Regions from separate parts of the Homo sapiens genome. Here region 2 is linked to region 1. The links are chromatin loops, found by intact Hi-C in ENCODE. Cell type or tissue: endothelial cell of umbilical vein. All regions are shown on one strand. Each heading gives the region's core, and the rest is flanking DNA. Links, peaks and the distances in the headings are about the cores only. Region 1 overlaps SLC6A15 (solute carrier family 6 member 15). Region 2 overlaps LRRIQ1 (leucine rich repeats and IQ motif containing 1).

Region 1 (11,862 bases), core at 1,239-9,238:
CTGACCCTTGAGAAGATCCTTCCTCTTTCCAATTCAACTTTCATCTCTTTCTCTGACAGTTCCATCGTATATTTAGATGACCTAGACTCTTTTGAATTCTTATATGTAAAATCCATTATGCTATCAGTATTTTACATGCTGTAAGTCTTATCTATGCAATCTGATTTTAATTTTAGTGTTATTGTTTTTGGAGAAGAGTTTTTTATATATTTGTATATCTCTTATAATTTATTTTATATCCTTTATAGCCCTTAAATGGGAGTATGATGCATTAAACTGGTACTTTAATAATCACTTGTAAATTGGACCTATTAACTACCATCCATATTGATAAATTGTTTTATTTTCTTCTCTACTTGGAGACATTAACTACTAGTAAATTACTACTGCTGCTGTATATGAGAACGGGATTTAGGTTTATCATTTTCAGCTATGCACTTTTTGGATAGGAATATCACATCTGAACTGCTCTAATTATGATTATTTGACTTGTATAAAAATTATACACAAACAGTCCATGACTTTATTCTAGTGTCAGTCATTCTTGATAATGCATTACTATTAATGAATTATAACAATAAATATTTATTATAAATGATAAAATATAATTTATATTAAAACATCCATATTATATTATACATACAATAAAAATTATACAATTAAAATAAAATAAAATAAATTATACAATGTATACAATAATAAATAGTGATAATAGACATTAATAAAACTCAAAATATAAGACTTTCCACTTTTCATCTCTAATCTTTCACCAAGAATAAAATGGCCTGGATTTGTTCAATGAAAAGTCAAATACAAAAAACTCACCAGTAAGAATTTCTTTCCTCACTTTGAAAGTGTCCACAATAGGCGTGACAATCCCTTCAATGGTTCCAAACATACTGCCAAGGCCTAGATTGACCAGCATGAGGAAAAACATCACTGACCAGAAGGGAGATGCAGGAAAATGTGTCATCGCTTCTGTAAAGGCAATAAAAGCTAAGCCGGTCCCCTGAACAGCCTGCAAAATACACAAAATAGCAACATTAGTACAGAGTAATTATTAAACAATGGCTCTATATGTCAGTTACAATGAGGAGGAAAGATCTCTGAATAATGGCCAGGACTGCTGGAAATAGACATGCTCAAATCAGCTCTTAACCTGATAAATCATGTTGTCATTCTCAGAACCTGGATTTAATTAGATCAAGCAGATCCAAATAATGAAATTTTGCCTATAATTAATAAACAGAGTACACGATTGTGTTGTATATACTAACTATTTCACAAGGCTCCTAGAATGAAAAACTATATTAAAGAATACATAATATTTTTGGTTTTGTTAAAGCTTATGAATATGAATAGTGACATATTATCATAGATATATAAATACAAATATATATATACAACTATTTCTGGCTCATATATAAAGATTTTAAAAATTTGGTTTTACCTTACCTCAAAGTGGCTCAATCAATTGTTGTTATATATATATATACATATACACTATGAATAATAAACTTGTTTTGATTTAAGAGAAAACTGCAAATGCAAAATAAAAGGATGTGAACAGAATAAGTAGATTATAAAAAGCCAATTTTTAATTTAAAAAACCTACATCTTTACCTTTTTTTACTTCTGATATTCCTACCTCCCTGATTAAAAAAAAAAAAAAAGTTGGGCTGATATACTGGTTTGCATAATTCAGAAGACACAATGAATTTCCAGTCAAAACTAATAACAAAATGAATAAAAAGACAGATACTCCAATTGGGCAGAAAGAAATTGAATTACTTGCAAATATTAATGTGAGTTTATTTTATAAATATCACAAATATTGAGTTGTAAAATAACAACTTACTTTGTCTAACTAACTGTACCTATAACCAAACTTCAAGTTGTGTTGTCTCATAAAGACAGATGAGAATTAAAAAAAAAAACTTTGAACGGTACATTAGTAATTAATTAAATATTTCCTTAAGGAATTCAAGGTTTTTATATTAATGATGGCTTTACTTTTTAATGAATAATATCCACACATGATTCTTTATGTTAGTCTCAAGTACAGTTAACTATCTTAAAGCAAATAATTAGTGACTAATTTCTCCATTATATTTTCCTTTTCGACATACAGGAGACAGTGGCAGCCAATATAAGGACATTTATTAATGGTGACCTATTTCTTATTTAATACAACATAGCTAAGAAAAAGAACTTCATCGGTTGGGCACGGTGGCTGAGGCCTGTAATCACAGCACTTTGGGAGGCCAAGGCGGGCAGATCATGAGGTCAAGTGTTCGAGACCAGCCTGGCCAAAATGGTGAACCGCCTTCTCCCGTCTCTACTAAAATTACAAAAATTAGCCAGGTGTGGTGGTATGTGCCTGTAATCCCAGCTACTTGGGAGGCTGACCAGGAGAATTGCTTGAACCTGGGAAGCAGAGGATGCAGTGAGCCAAGATCGCACCACTGCACCCCGGCCTGGGCGACAGAGAGAGACTACGGCTCAAAAAAAAAAAAAAGAACTTGATCATGACTTGTGGAACACAACTATTAAAATTTCTATTTTAAATATTATTCATGCATCAAAGCAATCATGTATGTGTAAATGAGAGCCATAATTCTAATTCTGTATTGAAAATTATAGCAAGAAAGATTTCAGACTAATCATCATTCTATGATGAAAATCACTTTATATTCATATTTTAAATTATTGTGGCTCAATCAATGAAATAACTTTTTAAAATAAAGCAAATCTTTACCATTTAAGAAAACATATTCTCTAAAATTAAGAATGTAAATTCTGAAGGACTTATAATGCCCAGGAGCTTCTCCGGGCATTTTAAGAGCTTCTTCGGGCATTTTAAGGCCCTTTTCCTGAAGGGAGTCTGCTGGATAATGCATATTTCAAGTGAATGATAATTATTTTATTGCTCAAACATGGCTTACTAACTTTATTTAGCTCTTCTTCAATTTTACAGGAATTGAGATGAAGAGCAGGAAACTCTTCTTCTTTCACTTTTTGAATGATGTCATAAACTAAATGATAATCTTCTGCAGTAACAGTTGAAAGGTTGATATGATGGGGAATAATATCCTGACTAATGTTCCCCATTTTCAAAAATTTCATGATCGTCTCTGAATTTCTGAAAAATAAAACAACATACAAATGAGCACATAAGAGTTCTTTGGTGTATAGTTTGTGAACGACTATGCCATTATAAGCTAATGAATGAGCAATGTTCCCAACACAAAGAAATGATTAATGTTTGAGGTGATGACTATCCCATTTACCCAGATTTGACCATTATACATTGTATGTTTGTGTCGAACTATCACATGTATCTCATAAATATGTATAGCTATCATGTATCAATAAAAGTATAAATAACAAGATAAAAACTAAGAAAAAAGGCAAATGGAAATTAATATTCATACTGTGTAATGCATTTCTCATTTATGACATTTGCTTTGAAGCCCAGAACTGCAAACACCACCAATGTTGCCAGGACAGAAGTGAAAAAATTGATGAAGGACACCAGGACAGCATCAAAGTGGCAGTTGTTGTCTCTCTTGTTGTAGCTTGAAAAGGCAATGACACCACCAAATCCCAGACCTAAGGCAAAGAACACTTGAGTAGCAGCTTCTCTCCAGACCTTGGGCTCCAGCATTATTTCAAGCTGTTTAAAAATAAACATAATAGAATCAGCTACAAAATAATGTTTCAGAATAATTAATTTTTATGGAATTTACTGTTTATGGAGTATACAATGATATTTATGCATCCAAAGTTTATTTAAATCGGGAAATAATATGTTCTTAAGCATAAACATCTATTTTTAGGAAACAAATAATTATGAGTAAGAAAGTTGATCAGTCCTTTACATGGAGATTTTAAGTACATGGGGATTTTCTACTTACATGGTGGTTTTTAAATATTTTAAGAATATCAAAGGAAATATGAAATGAGAATATGAAGAAAAATTAATTATCCTCAATCATTTCCCATTATGTCTTTTTTTCTTTCCATAGCAAAACAGGTCAATTACCAATAAAAGTTAATAGTTGCTTCACTAACACTCCATGTTTTGTGTTTTCTGCTGTTAATCTAATGGTCGAAGCAGAAAACAATTATAAACTTCGCAGAGTTGAACTATTTGTACTTTGCATATTCACATATGTATTCTTCATTCATTCAAAAGTCTGCTAAAAGATTTTTCTTTGAAAATTGAAGAAATTCACCTATATTGTCTATAAGATACTCTTTCAGATCCAAAGTTCTGACATTGAACAGATATTAAATATTGAACAGATATTTCATGTAGTTGTGCTTTATGTCTTAGATAATTATCACTGTATATAATCAAAACTTAAATGAAACAATTCAGATCAGCCAAGTGTGGCCCAGATCTTAATAAACAGTTCCTTTTGATTTCAGTAATAATAGCGTTTAAATTGGCATTTTATCTCTTTTTGCCATTACAATCAAATTGCCTTTATTGAGAGCAATGTCAAACATGACTAAGAACACGAATTCTACAGAGAGTTTCAGATTCTGATTCTGCCATTTAGTAATTTTAAAATAGTGCAAACAATGGCAAATGGCGTGTCCTCTCTGAGTTTCAGCTTCTTCAGAAAGATCAGAATAATAAGAAGTGTACCACTTACCACGGTGCCTACCACACTCTAAAAATGCTCAGTAACCGATAACATAGATGAGCTATAGCGGCATACACACCGGTAAGCATTTTATATGGTTTAACTCATTTAGTACTCACAACAACCCACGAAGTTGTTGCCACTATTAACTGATTCTTAGGAAGGTTATGTAACTTGCCTAAGTTTACACAGCAGCTCTGAGGTAGAGATGAAATAAGAACATAGGTAGATTCCAAAATCCATATTCTCTCAAACAATAGGATGTATTGCTTCAACTAATTTTGGTTATTAAAATCTATGAAATATGCTTATTAAACATAATCATGATTATCTTCATAATTTATGAACAATTAACATATGCACATTGTTTACTGACCATTGCTACATCATATTCTATTAAAATACACTCAACTGTCTATCTCTGCTTTAGCCACTAGATGGCAGAAAAGACCTATTAACTAAAGACATTACCAGCAGCCCAGTTTCTGAACTAAATCTCCACTCACTGTTTCACAAGTATTTGATGTGCTTATGTACTTTCTCCCCTACATAAACAATGTAAAATTTTTAAAAATTACAATTACTTCTCATATTGAGTATCACATCCTACAGAAATGTAATAGAGTCTTATCAACACTCAATGAAAAGTTAGCTGAAGGAAAACTAACATTTTAATAGTGATCCCTAGTCTAGGTCAGAAATGTTAATTCATGCTGCAGTTTTCAGTACTGGGGCCATATAGAATTATTACATATAAGCATTTAAATTCTAAAATATCTAGCTAAATCAAATGTTTAGAATTTTGTCACAAGCAATTGTCAGTTTAGAAAGAGAATATATTCTAGAAATTCACACAGAATTTTGGTTGTCTTGAACTCAGAAAACATTTTCTTCAATATTATACATATAAGTATTTTTGGTCATTAAGTGTGGCCCATTTGTAGCAGATTTAAATTATAGTGTGGCTGAAACTCGTAAATCTTAACTAGTTGTTCACAGAGAAGTTCCAAGAACTCTAAATGTTAAACAGGAATTTTGAAGTAGCTGAGAAAACCAGACACCAGTGTCAGCATTTTTGCTACTACAGAATGAATACCAACTCAGAACCACACACACAAAGAACACAGCTTCTTTTACGCAGTATCAAGGCAGCCGCCAGGAGTGACAAAGAATTCCAGAGAAGCTAATCCCTTATGCCCAAATCTCACAGCACAATGCTGCCTGCACATTCATCCTTCAGATAACTTTTAATTTCTAAACTAATTTTGAAATCGTATCTTTAGACAGTTTCATCTTAATGTCTGCCTATGATAGTATTAGCAAACTAATAGTGGGGTGCACCATATATATATATATATATATATATATATATATATATATATATATATATATGAGAATCAAAAACGTGGTCCCTGTTAAAGCAGTATAAGAAATTATGATTAAGCCCACACTTATGATTAACCAGGTTAAGTGGGCCCACCGTTGAGTTTAGCTCTACAAAGTTGCATGATGGATTATAAGTTCTGAGCCCTTGATGGAGTCTAATGAGAATTTTCCTAAAATATATATGCATCTATAGAAGTTACAGAACTTCACAAGCTGATTACTATAAATATTCTTCCAGAAGCTACAAAACTACAAAACCTCAAAAAAATTAACTAAGAAAAGAAAACACTTATTTTCTCTGAGAGAGTATTTTAGGGCTCTTAATCTTATTTTAGGGTCCATGGATTCTAGATGATCAGTCAACTTCCAGATACACTAAGCAAATTAATATGTTCATTTTTTTTTTTGGGAAAAAAAATCCTCGTCACTTTTTCAAAGGGATCCATGACACAAAAAGGTTAAAAACCACTAAAATAAAGGGGAAAGAGTTAAGGAAGACTGAAAAATTCTGAAGTCTAATCAGTATAAAACTTAGAAATAAATTTATTATAAAAGAGAGATTTTTGAAGTTGAAATAGTGGTAGCCTTACTCTAAAATCAAAATGGGATATAAAAAATGGAGATAAATGGCTATAATTATACATAAAAAATGCTGGTTTTTCCTAGACTGGTTAACAACTATAATTTAAAAGTTTAATGTACATACATTAGAACAATTATTCCTTAAATATAACTTAGAATATTTTAACAATAAACATAATGCTTTCATGATCATAAGCCTTAAATAGAAATATGGTACATACCTTAGGGGTAAACATGTGGCGAATGCCATCAATTGAACCATTTAAAAGGAATGCTCTGATGAGGAAGCAAATAAGTACCACATATGGAAACAGAGAACTAAAATATATGATCTGCAAAGAAATAAAAATAAAAATAAGTGAGATACAATGACCATTTTTTTATAGATAAGATTTTATATGTTAGTTTCTGTACTTTGACAGTCACTGTTTCATGACAGGATTAATAAAACTATTAATAACTTCTAAAGCCATTTTTTAAGAATGGTTTATGAGTCGTGATTCAGCCTTAAGATTTTATTTGAGATACAATTTACATTTAAAACACACTATCTCCTTTGAAAAAATCCATCAGCTATGGTGTAGCTTCAATAGTGTTGATTCCTTATAGTTCATAAAACAAGAAATATTTAAGACAGAAATGAACAGGCACTAACTACCTAATGAATTCCTACTTTTTTGTTGTTGTTCTAAGTAGCAAAATAAAGTCCTATTTCTTTTTCTTTTAACCAAATTTTCATTGTGATTCTGTAAAGCTTTCAATGCAGTATTGTTCCTATGCTGTATCTTCCAGAACCCAAACAATCAAACGTGTAAAGATTTTACTTTCCGCTTCAGCAATTTTCACTGTTAAACAGTTCAGCAAATATTTATAATAGAAAAGGAAGTGTGCTACTCAGACATTCACTGCCTCCTTGACATCTTCCTCTGGAGGCCTAATAGGTCTCTAAAATATTTCAGGTCCAGAGGGAAACTTCTGAATTTCCCTCAAAGCTATTCCCACCCATCTCTATTTCAGAAAATGGCCCCACCCTCCATCCCATTAGTAAAGCCAAACATCTAGAAATGGTTCTGGACTATCCATAATATTCTCCTAACTGAATTGCTGGCTGCCCCTTGGTTTATGTCATACCCTGCTTAAAACACTCCAGGAATTTCTAATGTCGTTGGAGTGAAGTGCTGATTCCACCCTCTGGCCTGCAAAGTCTTACCCTAGAGTGCCTGCTTGCCTGGCCACCACTCTTCCCATGGAGCTCTGGCCACTCAGGCCCTTGCTATCCTGTGAGTCTACCAAGCTCAGCCAGCCTTAAGATGCAGGGCGGCACCTTCCTTCAGAAGCACCTCTTCCTTATTTGCAGATGACTTGCTCCTCCTTACTATTTTAGTCTCATCTTCATCTTCTCCCTGAGGTCTTCCCTGACCACCCAAAATAAGGTGATGCCTTTTTCTATCCTTTCTCTCCCATCTGCCCCCTGCCAACCCTCAGTGATATTACCCTAGGTTTGTTGTTGTTGTTGTTTAGAGCACTTAGCACTTTTCAAATTTTATTTATGTGTTTCTGTGTTTATTTTTTGTATCCTCTAACAGGGTATAAGCTAGTAAGGGTAAAGATATTTTCTGTTTACTACCATATCTCACACACCTAACACAGTTGCTGACATAGTAACTCTATCATATGTATCTGTGGAAGGAAGGAATGGAAGGAGAATTGGAACAATGGAGGAAAAAGTGCCATAGCAGATGATGCTTCCGGGCAGGTAAAAGATACTGAATTCAATAATAACTACAAACAACATTAATATAAGGCAACACAATAAGGGGCACTCTCTAGTTTTACCCACTTAAGAATCATATATAAACACATGGCACACCTTAAGGAAAAAATATGGATAAAATGCCAGCATACTTTAGAACACAATATTTTAAAAATAAATTATATTTTAACTTAATTGGTTGTAATGAACATAATTTTTTAATAATTTCAAATTGGTTTAATCCTTTGATTAATCCTTCACTCAAATTTTTTGATTTTTTAAAAAATCAGAATGCTTTCGGATGGATTTTTTCATTCTCCCTGCGTACTTTTGGCATTCATTAAATTTGGCAGTTGCCTTGATCTCACTTGAATTAAAGTAATCCCCTTTATGATTCTTCTTCAGAAATGTTGTGGCTAGCCAGAAGCATGGATTCACTTTTGAACAATAGCTTCTTTTTATGTTTTTAAACAAAACTCAAATGTACTGCTTTATAAATAATATAATTGACTTCCATTAATTCTGCTTATATAAAAGTGAAAATGAAGATTATACATTATAAAGTCTAGATAGACTGATTATGATTTTATCTAATAAAATATGCTTTTTAATTTTGTTTTAATTTTATATTTTATCTTTATATTTTTAATATAATTTCTAATTAGGTACTAAGAAAAGATTCTTCCTGTACTCATATTATTCGAGGCTAAAATACTCTAATCTACCCTTAGTATGTCCCACTTCCTCAAATCCCATAAACCAACTGATCACCACACCCAGCTAATTCTACCACAGAAATCTCACATCTGTCCCTTTGCTTCACCTCTCAATAGCACAACACCTTTCAGTATGAAAACAGTTTCCTGCTCATCTTGCCTCCAGATTCTGTTAGCTTTCCTCTGCATCCCAGAAATCCATTTTTCACAGTTGCCAGAGCGATCTTTCTAGAAATCTGGTGCTATCACTGAACTATTAAAAATCCTCAAAGGTTCCACACTGTTTGCTAGCTAACAGCCCATCATTTTACAAGAGTCCACAGAGCCTCCAATATCATCAGTCAACTTGCATATCATCCTTCGTCTTCCACAAGCTGCACAAGTTGTATGCAAAAGTCACACAGAAATACTCAGCAGTCGTTGAGCTTTGTACATGCTGTTGTCTGTGCCTACACACAGTTCTCTGTGAACTTGCTGGTGAACTTCTCTTCAACCATCGAACCCTACTCCAAAATTTACATCCCCCGTGAAGCCTTCTTGCAAATCCAGTTTAATTGCAATTGCTGACTCTACACTATCACACACTTTCTTTTTTTTTGGAGACCGAGTCTCACTCTGTCGCCCAGGGTGGAGTGCCGTGGTGCAATCTCGGCTCACTGCAACCACTGCTTCCCGGGTTCAAGTGATTATTTTGCCTCAGCCTCCCGAGTAGCTGGGATTACAGGCACCTGCCACCATGCCCGGACAATTTTTTGTATTTTAGTAGAGACGGAGTTTCACCGTTTTGCCCAGGCTGGTCTCAAACTTGTGAGCTCAGGCAATCCACCCGCCTCGGCCTCCAAAAGTGCTGGGATTACAGGCGTGAGCCACCGCCTGGCCACTATCACACACTTTGTATGTGCTTCTGTTACTCCACTTAGTATGTTCTAATCATCATTACAATATGTTGCAATATGGTTGTACAATAATATAATACTAAAACATATTGCACATTAAGATAAAACTTATAGGAATTTAAGTTTTTCTTCTTGTACACAATTCATTCATTGAATTGTGGGTTCCATGAGGACAGACTGTGGCCTATTACTCTTTGCATATCCATCAGTGCCTGACAAATAGCAGATATTCAAATATATTGTTCATTGAGAGAGGATTTACAGGAATTTGAGTTTTTCTTCCTGCACACAATTCCTAAAATTGCAAGCTTATGGTTATTCTGCAGTATTTTGAAAATTATATTCTAATTATATGTCCAGACATTTCAATTTTCATTTATTAATTCAACAAACATTTAAATTCTTAAGGACACTGATCTGGATTCAGTAAGACTCTAACACAGTTTCCTAATAAGTTACAAGAACATTTCAAGCCTACAAGATGGAGAAAAATAAGTCAATATTTCAAACATTTAAGTGATATTAAGAAGGCAACACATCAATTTTATTCCTCTGTGAGCAGGTAAGAGGACAAAATATTTCATTTTTAAATTCCATGATTTAAAAAGATGTGTCTTAGGAGTCAGCAGGTTACTTAAATATCTGTGTCATTTATAAACACAAATTATTTGCATTCACTCATATGGCTCTAATCTTATTAGACCAAAACAGCCACTTGCATAATATTATTAAAATGAGTTAAATTCAACCTATTCACTGTATTTATACCAACCACTTTCTTCTCTCCATGCGTTACGTCTTATAACTTGAAGTTATTTTATAAATTTGTTTATTGTTTGCTGCCTCTGCCACTAAATGGAAACTCCATGAGGACAGGCACATTGTTTACCTTGTTAGTTGTATTTCCAAAACTAGATCAGTGTCTAGAACATAGTAAGTGCTTAATAAATATTTGCTCAAAATAATAATGAATGGGTGAATGATTATTACACATTGTCCAAGAAGTATACATTTTTAAAACTGGGAAATGATACAAAGAAACATGCTCCTTTGACTGATTTTTAAGACCCCTCCCCCGGGCCTTGACAACTATTATGCCTGTCAAAGCAAGTACGTTAGTAAGAGAGACTATTTTATCTTTCAAAAGATTGTATAAAACATTTTCATTTTACTAAAGTGTTTAAAAAATCGAAAACAAAAACCATTGTTTTACATATGAAAAATGTTTATTATAAACATACCTTCAGAATGTATCATTCTTTTTGAAAATTCTGTAGCCCAGTTTTAGCCCTGTCTATCATGTATTGGTTGCTTAATTCTGGCCAACTATTTATTTTCCCTGAGCTTGTCAACTTTGCAGTAAAATGGGGATAAAATATGCAAATTATCTAGCTGATAGAAAGAATAAACAAGATAATGTATGCATAGTATTTAGCATAGTAGTAGTAACAACAGGAAAGTAGTCAGAGTAGAAAATACTACCTTAGAGTTAAAAGCAAGCTTGGGGCTTCTCATTTCTGTCCTACATATTTGAGACAGTCATCCCCTTAATAGATTCTGTAACTAGGGCACATGCTACCTCTGTGTGACCACCTCCAGTGATGCTGAGCTCTCTACCATTGAGGCAACTGATTTCATTATTATCAAGTTTGATTCTTGAAAGGCCTTTCTTTCTTTGAAGGCTTACCACCATCACAACCTCCTCCATAATACCCACTATTTGATCATAGTTTTGCTCTCTATGGCCACACAAAGCAGCCCTATTCTTCTTTTGGTTTAACTATTTGAAGACTTTGATCACTGAGCTGAAATTTCTCATAATAAAAAGGAAAATACAAGATTTCAGTAAAATCCAGTATTGCAGATGTGGTCCA
Region 2 (11,862 bases), core at 1,306-9,305, 180 kb after region 1:
TGCTGCCTAAGTAGTATAAGATTTTAGTTTATTACAGCATTAAAAATTTATTAATCCTCAGAAACACTCCTTGAAATAGAATGTCTTAAAAATGAGAGTTAGCTGGTTTGGTGAGTGTTGTCCGTATAAAATTGTAATTCTAACATTTCTTTTAAGGTTTGATGAAATGTACCATTTTGAATATTTCTTTATGTTCAAAGATTGTTATGAAAGCTTACTCTTTTTCCTAAACACAATTAAATTTGTTTTGAATATAAGATTATTCTGATGATACATATACTGATGTTTTAGTTTTTATTTACTCTAGAGTTTTCATATACAATTATTTTAAGTAATTACAAATTTAAAGTAGATATCTCCATAATCCTGTTATTTAGCTAAACATTATCCTTTTTTGTATTCCTTTCAAATCTTTTTAAAATTTATATAAACCCGCTCCTGCAAAAGTAGGTGTCTACTACACATTGTCAAATTAAAAAGCTGGTTAAGCATGTAAAGAGACAGAGTCATATGAATGACAAGTGACAAAAAAAGACAATAATAGCTCACCTATAGATAATCCAAATGGTAAGTATAGTAGAGCTGTTAAAATACCTATAATTATCATCCAGTAGCAAAATACTTAAACAGGTGATGTGAAAAGAAAAATAGCATCTATAATGAAGTACCAACTCTACATTCTAGAGTTTAAAAAATTCAGTATATAAAATTAAAATTTAGTGGGTGAATTTGATTGGACATAGCAGATGACACCATTAGTGAAATGAGACAGTTCAATAGAAAATATCCAAATTAAAGCACAGAGAAGAAAAAAAATTGCAAGAAGAGGAAAACAGCACAAGAAATATGTGACACATGGTGAAAAGATATAAAATTTGTATCATATCTTGAGAGGAGACAGAGAATGGGGCAGAAGCAAAGAGGTAAAGAGATAATGGTTAAAAAGATTTCAAATTGTTTTTAAAAAATCAACCAGCATATTCAAAGATGAAAAATAATTTCCAAGTAGGATAAATACAAAGAAAATGCTACCTTGGAATAAATAATACAATTATTGAAATTCAAAACAAAGGAAAAATAAAGTCTTAGAAGCATCTGGAGGATAAAAGACGCATTACCTAAAAAGGAGTAACAGTAAAACAAATAGCCATCTTTAAGTAAAATGATGGAAGAAAGAAGACGATTCAAAAAACGTAAGTATTCAATGATAATGGTTTCTTTGTTTATTAGTGTTCTTTGAATCCTGACTCTTCCTCCATTTTCTGGACTCAATTTTTAATTTCCTGTAGTATACACTTAAATAGTTGTCAAAAAACATTTTTGGATGCTAGATTTTCTCAATCTTTGTTTGCATATTTGAAAATATTTTGTTTTGTTTTTTGTTTTTTAAGATGGAGTCTCGCTCCGTCGCCCAGGCTGGAGTGCAGTGGCGCCATCTCGGCTCACTTCAAGCTCCGCCTCCTGGGTTCACGCCATTCTCCTGCCTCAGCCTCCCGAGTAGCTGGGACTACAGGCGCCCGCCACTGCGCCCAGCTAATTTTTTGTATTGTTAGTAGACACAAGGTTTCACCGTGTTACCCAGGATTGAAAATATTTTTAGTTTGCTTTTAAAAATGAATGGTCAGTTTCTTCGGGTGTGGAATACAGATTTATTACCACCCTTAACAATGTAAAGATATGACTTTGTTGCATATTTATTTTTGCCTGTGCTATCTATGATTGCAAATTTGATGCCTTTTCCTTACATTCTTTTGAAGCTTTAGGATTTTTCATTTTATACATTCATCCACACATATTTACTGGTTTTCTACTAGGTCAGGCACTTCTCTGAGTGTTTAAGATATGACAGTACATAAAATTGAAAATAATCCCTACTTTCAAATGCGATACACAATTTCCAAGGAGGAGAGATACAAAGAAAATCACACCTTGGAATTAAATAGTACTATTCAAATTCAAGACAAAGGAAAAATAGTGTTGGAAGCATCCAGAGGCAAAAAGACACACCACCTAAAAAGGAGCACAGTAAAACTAACAGCTTACATTCCCCAGAGGTCTGAAATATTGCTAGCATCTGTCTAAGTGTGTTGTGTATGTGTGCATGCAATGTTCGGTCTTTCTCCCATGGCTTTTTGTTGTTGTTTTTAAGAAAACGTATTTTTCTATTATTTTCTTCCCTTCAGTTTTTCTCAGTTCTTTATTCAGGAACTCCTACTAGTCATATGTTGGAGTTTCTGTGTTAATCTTCTTTACCTCCGACATATAATTTTTATCTTTGTTATTATTTGTTGTTTGGGGAAAACATCTCATTTTGAAGTTTTTTTTTAAGTAATCAGCTATCCAGCCATTCTATTTTGATTATTGGTTTAAGTGAGTCGTTTTTATTTGAACACTTGAAATATGAGGTTATTCCTGTTTAAATATTTTTTCTAAAATATCTTTATTTAAATTTTTATCTAGTTTATTTAATAGTTTGATTTTCTCAGAAATTGGTTCTTCCTTCTGCTGATTAAAATATAGTCTCATATCCTTTTTGTTAGTTTCCGTTAGATATTTGCTCAATTTTGTTGATCTTCTTACTTTTGGTTTAGGACTCTAGTAAAAATAATATTTTCTCACCTAACTCTAAATATTTCATTAAATGCAGTAGTATGTGGTTATCAACTATTTTGATCATTGAGAAGGGATAAGATATGTGAGTAGGCTGGTTCTGTATATTGTTTGTATGTAGGGACTATCTGGCTTTCTTGGTACCATAAGTTTCACAAAATAATTCCTGTTTTTGCAGTCTCAATACTAGCTCTGAGTCTTCTTTATCAGAACTCTCATTCCAGAAAGTTTGAAGTCCTTTTCTTTTACGTGGTTTTTAGCCTGTGGTTTCCCTTTTGTTGTTGTTGTTGTTTGCTTGCTTATTCTGTGTCTTTCTGATTTTATATGCTTTCTATCTTCAAGGAAATCTTCAATTCATATCTGGGTGGCTTAGAATACATGTAACATTAGAGTATCAACTTAACATGATTCAATCTCCTAAATATTAAAAAAGTAATACCCTTTAAGATAAATGACTTTAGTTTCTCTAAATAAATTTTATAGAAACTTTATTAAGACTTCAGTTTTAGTATTTGTTTTCAATCTACATTTCAGATGACATTTTAGTAACATCTCATGTTTAGTTTATGCTGACTACCATGTATCTTACTTTGTTTTAGGAGTATATTAGAAACTTGCATTTACAAATGGAAGAAGAAAGAACAAGATTTAAAGACCAACAAGAAAAAGAAAAAAATTCTTTGTTAAAACAGCAGAATAATGCAGCTGTTAAAATTCAAGCTAAATATAAAGCATTTGTTGCCTATCAAAAATATGGCCCAATTATTAAAGAGCAAATTGAAAGTAAGAAAAGGAAAGCACAAGAGTGGAAGGAAAAGGAAGCAAAAATACGACAAAAGGAGGAAGAAAATCGAAAAAGATTAGAGGAGGAACAAAGGATAAAAGAAGAGAGAAAAAAGCAAAAGGAAGAGGAAAGGAAAAGGAGAGAAAAAGAATATGAAGAAAAAAAGAATATTGTGAAACAGGAAAGAGAGCAACTAATAAGCAAGGAAAAAATAATATTAAGAGAAGATGCAAGCCAACAGCTAATAATAAGTAGTGCATTAAAGAAGAGCGGATATAATAACAAACATTTAAGTCTTGAAGATATTTCAAATGATAAGGGTGATATAGCCAAAAATCTAGTGGATGAAAATTCAAAGAAGCAGGAAGATGTTCTCCTTTGGCTAGTTGAGGAATCAAATATGAAAGAAAATGTAGATAGACAGACTATATTAAAAGAATCAATACAAGTAAAGTTAAAAGAATCTATATCAAGCCAAACAATTCTGGCAGATTTTAAAATGGAAGAAAAAAATGAAAACCTAGCAAAAAAACGATGTTCAGAAGAATTGGTCAAGCAAGAAAGAAAATATGAAAATACAGATAACAAAACTGAATTGGGAAACTCTGATCTAAAAGGAAATCTGAAAGAACAGTTTCCATTGCAAGAATTAAAGTCTGATGCACAAAAAGAAGAAAAAATCATGAAACATGTCATAAATGAGAATACAGGACAAAAAACCCAGATAATATTAGGACATAACCAAGAAATCAGTGAGGTGAAAACCAATGAAGAGCAGAAAATAATCAAAGATAATCAGCAGAAAAAGATACAAAAAGTAGAAAAAGAAGAGATACAAGAACAGAATGGATTATTATATAAAGATAAGGATACTTTAGTTATTTCAGTGAAACAAAGATCACTCTCACTAACATCAGAAAATTCCAAAGATGTAAGAGAAAACGTAATATTACAAGAAAAAGAAATTTATTCAAAATCCAAAGAAATTGAGGAGAACCCAAAAGACAATGCTTGGAATAGTGGCATTGTGATTTTTAACACAACTGATACCATGATAAATATAGAAGGCAAAAGAAATGACCAAGATTATGTGTTAGGTAGACATGCTCCTTGTGAGGGCTTGAGTAACTATAATGCAGAAAGCTCCATGGTATCTAAAGAAGTCAACTCTCTTAAATCTGAGATTAGAAATATTTCAGAAAAATGCCATGAAAATGCACCTGAACCTGATAGCATGACCTGCTGTGTATCAGAGTCAACCCTTCTATATTCTATTGAAGAAAGGAGACTAGCCTGGATAAAATCATTTAAACCTTGGCTTGAAATTTTCAAGCAAAATCAACAAAAGAAAATTGTTAGAAGAAAGAGACCTGTGAAATGCCCAGCCAACATGACACCCGCTTTGGATAAACTGGAAATTCTTCGATGTGGCCCTTGGGATACTTTACAGCAGGTATTTCTAATTTTATAATAATTTTTCACATTTAATTACAATTAGCTCTTTAAAGTATAACTTTTCAGATCTTAGAAAAAGAAATATTTTGTATACAAGAATTGTCTCTTGTTTAATAAAGTTATGAATGAAATATTACCCCATTTGGGAGGGGATATATCTCAACAAATTGTTCGAGGCATCTTCCCTAAGTGACACTCTATAAAAAGCTTTGATTTATATTTTTTAATATCTTGAAGCCTGTGTTCAAGGGCCCTCCAGTCATTATTTAAACCTCTAAGAATGGAAGCATATAGAAAGTTAGGGTTAGAATTATAGTAGGAAACTCCTAAGTAAACAGAAGTTTGCTTTAGACTTGAGCCACCACACCACCTAGTGGCTGCTTTTGGAATAAAGTGGATTTTATGTCCATGACCACTGTTGTGAAAGAAGGGCTTGCATGATAGAAGACCCTGAAGACCCTAGAATTCCCATCTAGCAACAATTATTTAGCGTGTGCTATTTAAAGGTGGTGCATATATGTCTGAAATGTAAAATAGTTGTCATCAAATGTTACTAATTTTATATGGTTATGGAGAACATAGTTTCAACCAAAATTAAGACACAGAAACTAATAAACGTATAGAAAAAGAGAAAATAATATTTTAAACAGTGTAACACTAGAAAGCACTTATGATTAAAATACATATATTTAGCTAAGGCCTGAAAGTCAAAAGTATTCAATAAAGTTTATTTAGTTTCTTGATAGACTTTCTTGCTAGACAGATGCCTAGGAGAAAGAACAATCATATTAATAGATAAACATTATTTTGTTTATTCACTCAGCAAATATTCATCTATCCAATAAGATGATCAATATTTATTGGTTGACTAATAAACAAAGAAAACCCAGTCTTTTACGGAGCTTAAACACACATAAATACGTTATTATGGATCTTGAGAATTGCTGTAAATAAGGCTTCAGAGTATCCTGTGAGAGAATAATAAAATAGTGGGATTTTGAAGATATTTCTGGTATATGAAATAGCAATATAAGAGATGAGAACTGGGACATACACTTTTAAGTGTCTTTTATTTCCTGGGTAATGTATTTGCCACATCTGTCAGGTCTGCAGAGCTACATATAGAATCTCTCATCTGCTCTTCTCCAATTTTTTCCTTGCGCATGTTATCTCTGGAATCATGTTTTAGCACTTTTCTTTCTCTAACATATTGCTGCAGGCCTTCCAATATGATAACATTAGCAATTATTTAGTTTTCCTCATGAGTATCTGTTAAAGCTAGGCAAGAGTGATGGCTTCATGCCTACAGTGTACTTGCTTCAAAAGTGAAAATGAAGTTACAGAAACAGTAGTGTTCCTCCCTTGCTTTGTAGGTCTCTGTTCTGTCCAATGAGAAGGAAGTTAAGATGTGTGAGCCTCTTTCTCCTTGGCATTTCTTCTCCAGCTGACTCTCTGTTCCTTCTTTCGAACGTTTGTCAATTTACATAAAATGATAATTAACTCTTTCTTTTACTTCTTAGAGCAAGGCCTGGCAAACTATTAAAATCTATAGAATACCTGAAGCTTTGTAGAAATGTGGATTCTGATTCAATAGGTCTGGTGATCCACCCATTCTCCATTCTTGCAATGATTCTAAATGATGATGTTGGTGCTGGTGAGTGGACTAATCTGAGTAGCAGTGTTCTAAAGGGCACCATAATCCTCTCATCCCTTCTTAAAGCAACTATCTCAAGCTTTTAATTTAGCTTTGAAGCATCAAATAGGCAGTATAAAGATGAAAAATACATGTGAATGTGCCATATAGATGCTAAAATGTTAAGAAAATATCATCTTTTGTTACCAGACAACTCCTGTAAAGATTCTGTTTGGTAGATGGCTTACCATGGTGTCTTTATTCACCACTGTTACTACTGATCCATGGCTCAGTTTCTTTTTGACTTTCTGATCTTTTAGCTTCAGATCTTTATCCTTATCCTGATCACTCACTGCCATCCTTGGGATGTCCTTCTGGAGATCAACTTAGAAAAGTTTATTGTCTCCCAGTAATGCATTCATTTTGCTTACATTAATCTCTTACTTTGAGACTTCAAGACATAAATCGGATCTTCGTGTTGTTCATACTTCTTTACACATTGCCAGGCAAATAAAGATACTCCTCAAGTTACAATGAAGTTACATCCAGATAAACCTACATAGCTTACAACTGGGCAAAATCATCTGGCAACGTGGTACACTGTAGAGTATTTGTTGTTTACCCTCATGATCATGTGACTGACTGGGAGATGCAGCTCCCTGCCGTTGCCTGACATTGTGAGAAATGATCATACTTTATATTGCTAGCTTGGGAAAAGATCAAAATTCAAAATTTGAAGTATGGTTTCAACTAAATGTCTATTGATCTCACACCATCATAAAATTTAAAAAAAATTCTACGCTAAACTATCTCTTGTCAGGAACTATCTGTAATGACTTTCATTACCTGATTATAGGATGGATGAGTGGGGGGATGAATCAATTGATGAATAAAGAATTCCAGTCGAAATATTTAATGTAGAGGACGGGTTGATGGGTGCAGCAAACCACCATGGCACGTGGCACGTGTATACCTATATAACAAAACCGCATGTTCTGCACATGTATCCCATGTATACATGTAACCTAAAGTATAATTAAAAAAAAGAACTGCAATTGAATGTTAATCTTATCTCCTCATTACTACCAGTTTCACAGTTTAGATAAAGTATATTGACTGAAGAGGAAATGAATGTAAAATTACTGAAGTGTAGCTTATTAGACTACTAAGTTCTATGTTAAGACTGTTTCTAATTTTATTTCTGCCACTTATGGCTGTGACACCTTATGCAAATGCTTGACCTGTATGAGCCTCAGTTTTGTCTTTCACAAACTGGAACAGCAATATCTATTATATAGGATCACTGAGTTTTAAAATGCTGTATGTAAAGAACATGGCCCAGGGCTTCTAATACCACTTGTCAAATGTGGGTCTCAAGCAAGCAAAGAGAAGGCAAATGGATTGTTTTCGAGGGCTGCTTAATAGCCCGTTTCATCAAAAAAGTTATAAAGTTGAAAATACTAGACCATTGGGTTATATGCAGTAATATCTCAAAAGAGAAGACTAAAGAGCAATAATTATGGGTAATGAATATATTTTTATTTTTTATTTTTAAATGTTTTAACTATTTTTTATTTTTGGCATTTTGCTACTAATGGTAACTTGTATTAAGTAATAACCACCACAAAAAAGGGCACTGAGCTTAAGGATTTTTAAATATTTCTTTATACCATAACGTGAATAATAATATTTTAGCTGCTTATTAACTTTTAGATCAAGAAGTCTCACTTCTCTTATACAAAGTAAATTGTAATGAACTGCTATTGGAATAATAGGTGACATACCTGAAATTGTTTTGTAGCTGTTTTATTCAAACCACTAATCAAACCTTGGACTCAGTCCCTTTGCAGCTGATTTTTAAAACAATATTATTTTTCCCTGCCAAATAGATTTGAGATTGGACCACTGAATAAATGTTCTGAAAAAGTAAAAAAAAAATAAAATAGACTTGTTGCTTGCATTACTTTTGTAATTACGTTTACCATAGATGACTGACACTTCTTAGGTTGAACTCAAGAATAATTGAGAATAAAATCTCTAAATGTATGTTGCTGAGTTAGGGAATTTTATCTACAATGGGCTGTAAAGGATTTGGGAAAATACAGATGATTAAGTAGAAAATTGATTTGGAATCTGTTATTAAAATATAATGAGAGTTTCATAGCTTCTATAGGTGGAATAGTTCATTCTCAAGTCATGAGAGTCTGAAAGTATAACTTTTTCAAATGTTTTTACATAATTCTTTATAAGAAAAAGGAAGTAAAGTATGAGAGCTATAAATATAGTTGAGTTTTGCCACAGGCTAGGGAAGTTCATTCATTTATTTATTTTAAGAAACATTTACCCAACACCCATTATGCTCCAATTGCTGTTTTTCTAGTTGACCATACAGTAATGAACACATACGATTACTAATTCTATATTGACCTTAATTTCGAAGCATAAAGTGGTTTTATGTATGTGGCTCCTGTCATACATGTATCCATAATTAATACAAAAATTTATTTTGATCTCATGTATTTGGAAAAATCTGTGGTCGAGTAGGGGACTATATTGCTATACTATAAAGATTTTTTTTAAATGTTCAATGAAAAGAGCTTCAATTAAAGGAGGAAATAGGAAGCTCCTCATATTCAAAAGTAAATACCACTAACAAGGATACTGTAGCAGTTACTTCTGTACTATAATAAGATTAAAGGACAGAAATTGCCACATCATAAATAACTAGAACTTAATTGTGCTTGTATAGTTGATTGAAAGCAACATGTTACTAAATCACACTGAATAATATAAATTATAATGTTGAGTAGCATTTGTTACTATACAGCTGTAATTGTTGAATTTTCAATTCTTGAGTGCTCAATTCTAAATAATGTTTTCATTTTTAGTGTAGAGCCAGTTTTCCAATTACAGAATGTATATCTGTTTGTTACAGATTAACTAGGCAGTATATAGAAGTTATCTCCCTACAAATTGATGAGTATATTTTCTTTCTGAAAAAATTATTAAAAATAAATTTGTTTCAAAATTGCTTTAGATTATGAATAGTTGAGACATTCTTAAAATGATTTTGAAACTAGAAGTCTTATTTATCTGAAGTTTTAATTATTGCTTTTGGTACTTAAAATGGAGTGGTCTAATTCCTTTCTTTATATCACCATGAACACATGGTCCTTCAATTTACTTACATAAATATGTAAATTTAAAACTTTTAGTTCAATTTAATGCACAGGAAATGTTCCGTACAAAGAGGAGTTACTGCATTCTAAAATTTTGTACTTTTTCAGTGTTTTTTGAAATAATAGTGCTTCCAATTTTAATATAATGTTTTTATAATTTTAAGTATGGTATACACAAGAATATTCCTATCAAGCTAATGATTTTTAACTTTTACTTTAAGTTCAAGGGTACAAATGCAGCTTTGTTATAAAGGTATATTGCATGATGCTGAAGTTTGGAGCATGATTGAACCTGTCACCCAGGTAGTGAGCATAGTACCCAGTAGGTAGTTTTTCGACTCTTGTCCCCTTCCTTTCACCACTTCGTGTTTTCCCCAGTGTCTGTTGTTCCTATTTTTATGTCCTTGTTTACCCAATTTTTAGTTCCCACTTATAAATGAGAATATGTGGTATTTGGTTTTCTGTTTCTGTGTTAGTTGGCTTGGGATAGTGGTTTCCACTTGCAACCATGTTGCTGCGAAAGGCATGATTTCATTTTTTATGGCTATATGTTATTCCAGGCTATATATGTACTACTTTTTTTTTTTTAATCTAATCCACTGTTGATGAGCATCTGGGTTGATTCCATGTCTTTGGTATTGTGAATGGTGCTGCGATGAACATACCGATATATGTGTCTTTTTGGTAGAATGGTTTATTTTTCTTTTGATATATATCCAGTAATGGGATAGGTGGGTTGAATGGTGGTTCAACTCTTAGTTCTTTGAAAAATCTCCAAACCGCTTTCCACAGTGGCTTAACTAATTTATATCTCTACCAACAATGAACAGGTGTTCCCTTTTCTCTGTAACCTCACCAACATCTATTATTTTTTGACTTTTTAGCAAAAGCCATTCTAATTGGTGTGAGATGGTATCTCATTGTGGTTTTTATTTGCATTTCTCTGATGAGTAGTGGTGTTGAGCATTTTTTCTTATGTTTGTTGGCCACGTGTATGTCTTCTTTCAAAACATCTCTGTTCATGTTCTTTGCCCACTTCTTCATGGGGTTATTTGCTTTTTACTTGCTGATTTAAGTTCCTTGTAGATGCTGCATATTATATGTTTGTCCGGTGCATAGTCTACAGATTTTTTTTCCCATTCTGTAGGTTGTCTGTTTACTCTTTTAATAGTTTCTCTAGCCGTGCAGAAGCTCTCTAGTTTAATTAGGCCCCACTTGTCAATTTTTTTTTTTTGTTGCAATTGCTTTTGAGGACTTAGCCATACATTATTTGCCAAAGGTGACATAAAGAAGGGTATTTCCCATAAAAATTAATTTAAGATAGATGAAAGACTTAAATAGAAGACCTCAAACTATGAAAATCCTACAAAAGCTAATGATTTTATTTAATCTAATTTTTAACTTTTGTGGGTACATAGTAGGTATATATATATTTATGGGACACATGATATATTTTGATTCAGGCATACAATGCATAATAATCACATTATAGTAGATGGGGTATCCATTATCTCAAGTATTTACCCTTTCTTTGTGTTACAAATAATCCAGTTATACTCTTAGTCATTTTAAAATGTACAATAAATTATTATTGACTTTAGTCACCCTATTGTGCTATCAAATACTAGATCATATTCATTTATCTTATTATATTTTGTACCCATTCATCATCTCCACTTCCCTCAACCCCACCCCACTACCATTCCAGCCTCTGGTAACCATCATTTGACTTTCTAATCCTATGAGTTCAATTGTTTTATTTTTAGTTCCCACAAATAAGCGAGGATATGCAAAGTTTGTCTATCTGTACTGGTTTATTTCACTTAATGACTTCCAATTTTATCTATATTGTTGCAAATGGCAGGATCTCATTGTTTTTGATGGCTGAATAGTGCTCCATGGTGTATATGTACCACTTTTTCTCTATTCATTTCTCTGTTGATGAACACTTAGGTTGCTTCTAAATCTTGACTGTTGTGCAGAGTACTGCCGTAAAAATGAGGGTACAGATAACTCTTCATTATACTGATTTCATTTCTTTCGGCTATATACCTAGCAGCAGTATTGCTGGAACATATGGTAGCTCAGTTGTTTGAGGAATCTCCAAACTGTTCTCCACGGTGGCTGTACTAATTCACATTCCCACCAACAGTGTAAGAGGTTCCCTTTTCTCCACATCCTCTCCAGCATTTGCCTGACTT

Evidence for each region. Hi-C counts contacts between places; a loop is a spot of excess contacts. Peaks named below come from ENCODE experiments on the same cell type or tissue, not always from the same donor. Only the 100,000 strongest peaks of a DNase experiment are listed, where the experiment ranks them.
Region 2: a loop joins it to region 1, with 12 times the contacts of the local background. A loop is called at or near these places in 22 of 110 quality-filtered maps.

What each region holds. Positions count from the first base shown.
Region 1 is chr12:84,869,653-84,881,514 of GRCh38, forward strand. It overlaps SLC6A15 (solute carrier family 6 member 15), which reads right to left. Exons shown (of 12, transcript NM_182767.6): 6 at 6,845-6,955; 7 at 3,435-3,676; 8 at 2,950-3,142; 9 at 826-1,018. Among named protein-coding and RNA genes, the nearest start is that of SLC6A15, 37 kb to the right of the region's middle. In endothelial cell of umbilical vein, for the core only: a CTCF peak has its summit at 5,102 (motif pointing right); a DNase peak (open chromatin) is centred at 5,109; H3K27me3 peaks cover 179 bases.
Region 2 is chr12:85,052,338-85,064,199 of GRCh38, forward strand. LRRIQ1 (leucine rich repeats and IQ motif containing 1) reads left to right here. Exons shown (of 27, transcript NM_001079910.2): 8 at 3,210-4,847. Among named protein-coding and RNA genes, the nearest start is that of LRRIQ1, 22 kb to the left of the region's middle. In endothelial cell of umbilical vein, for the core only: a CTCF peak has its summit at 5,230 (motif pointing left); a DNase peak (open chromatin) is centred at 5,224; H3K27me3 peaks cover 385 bases.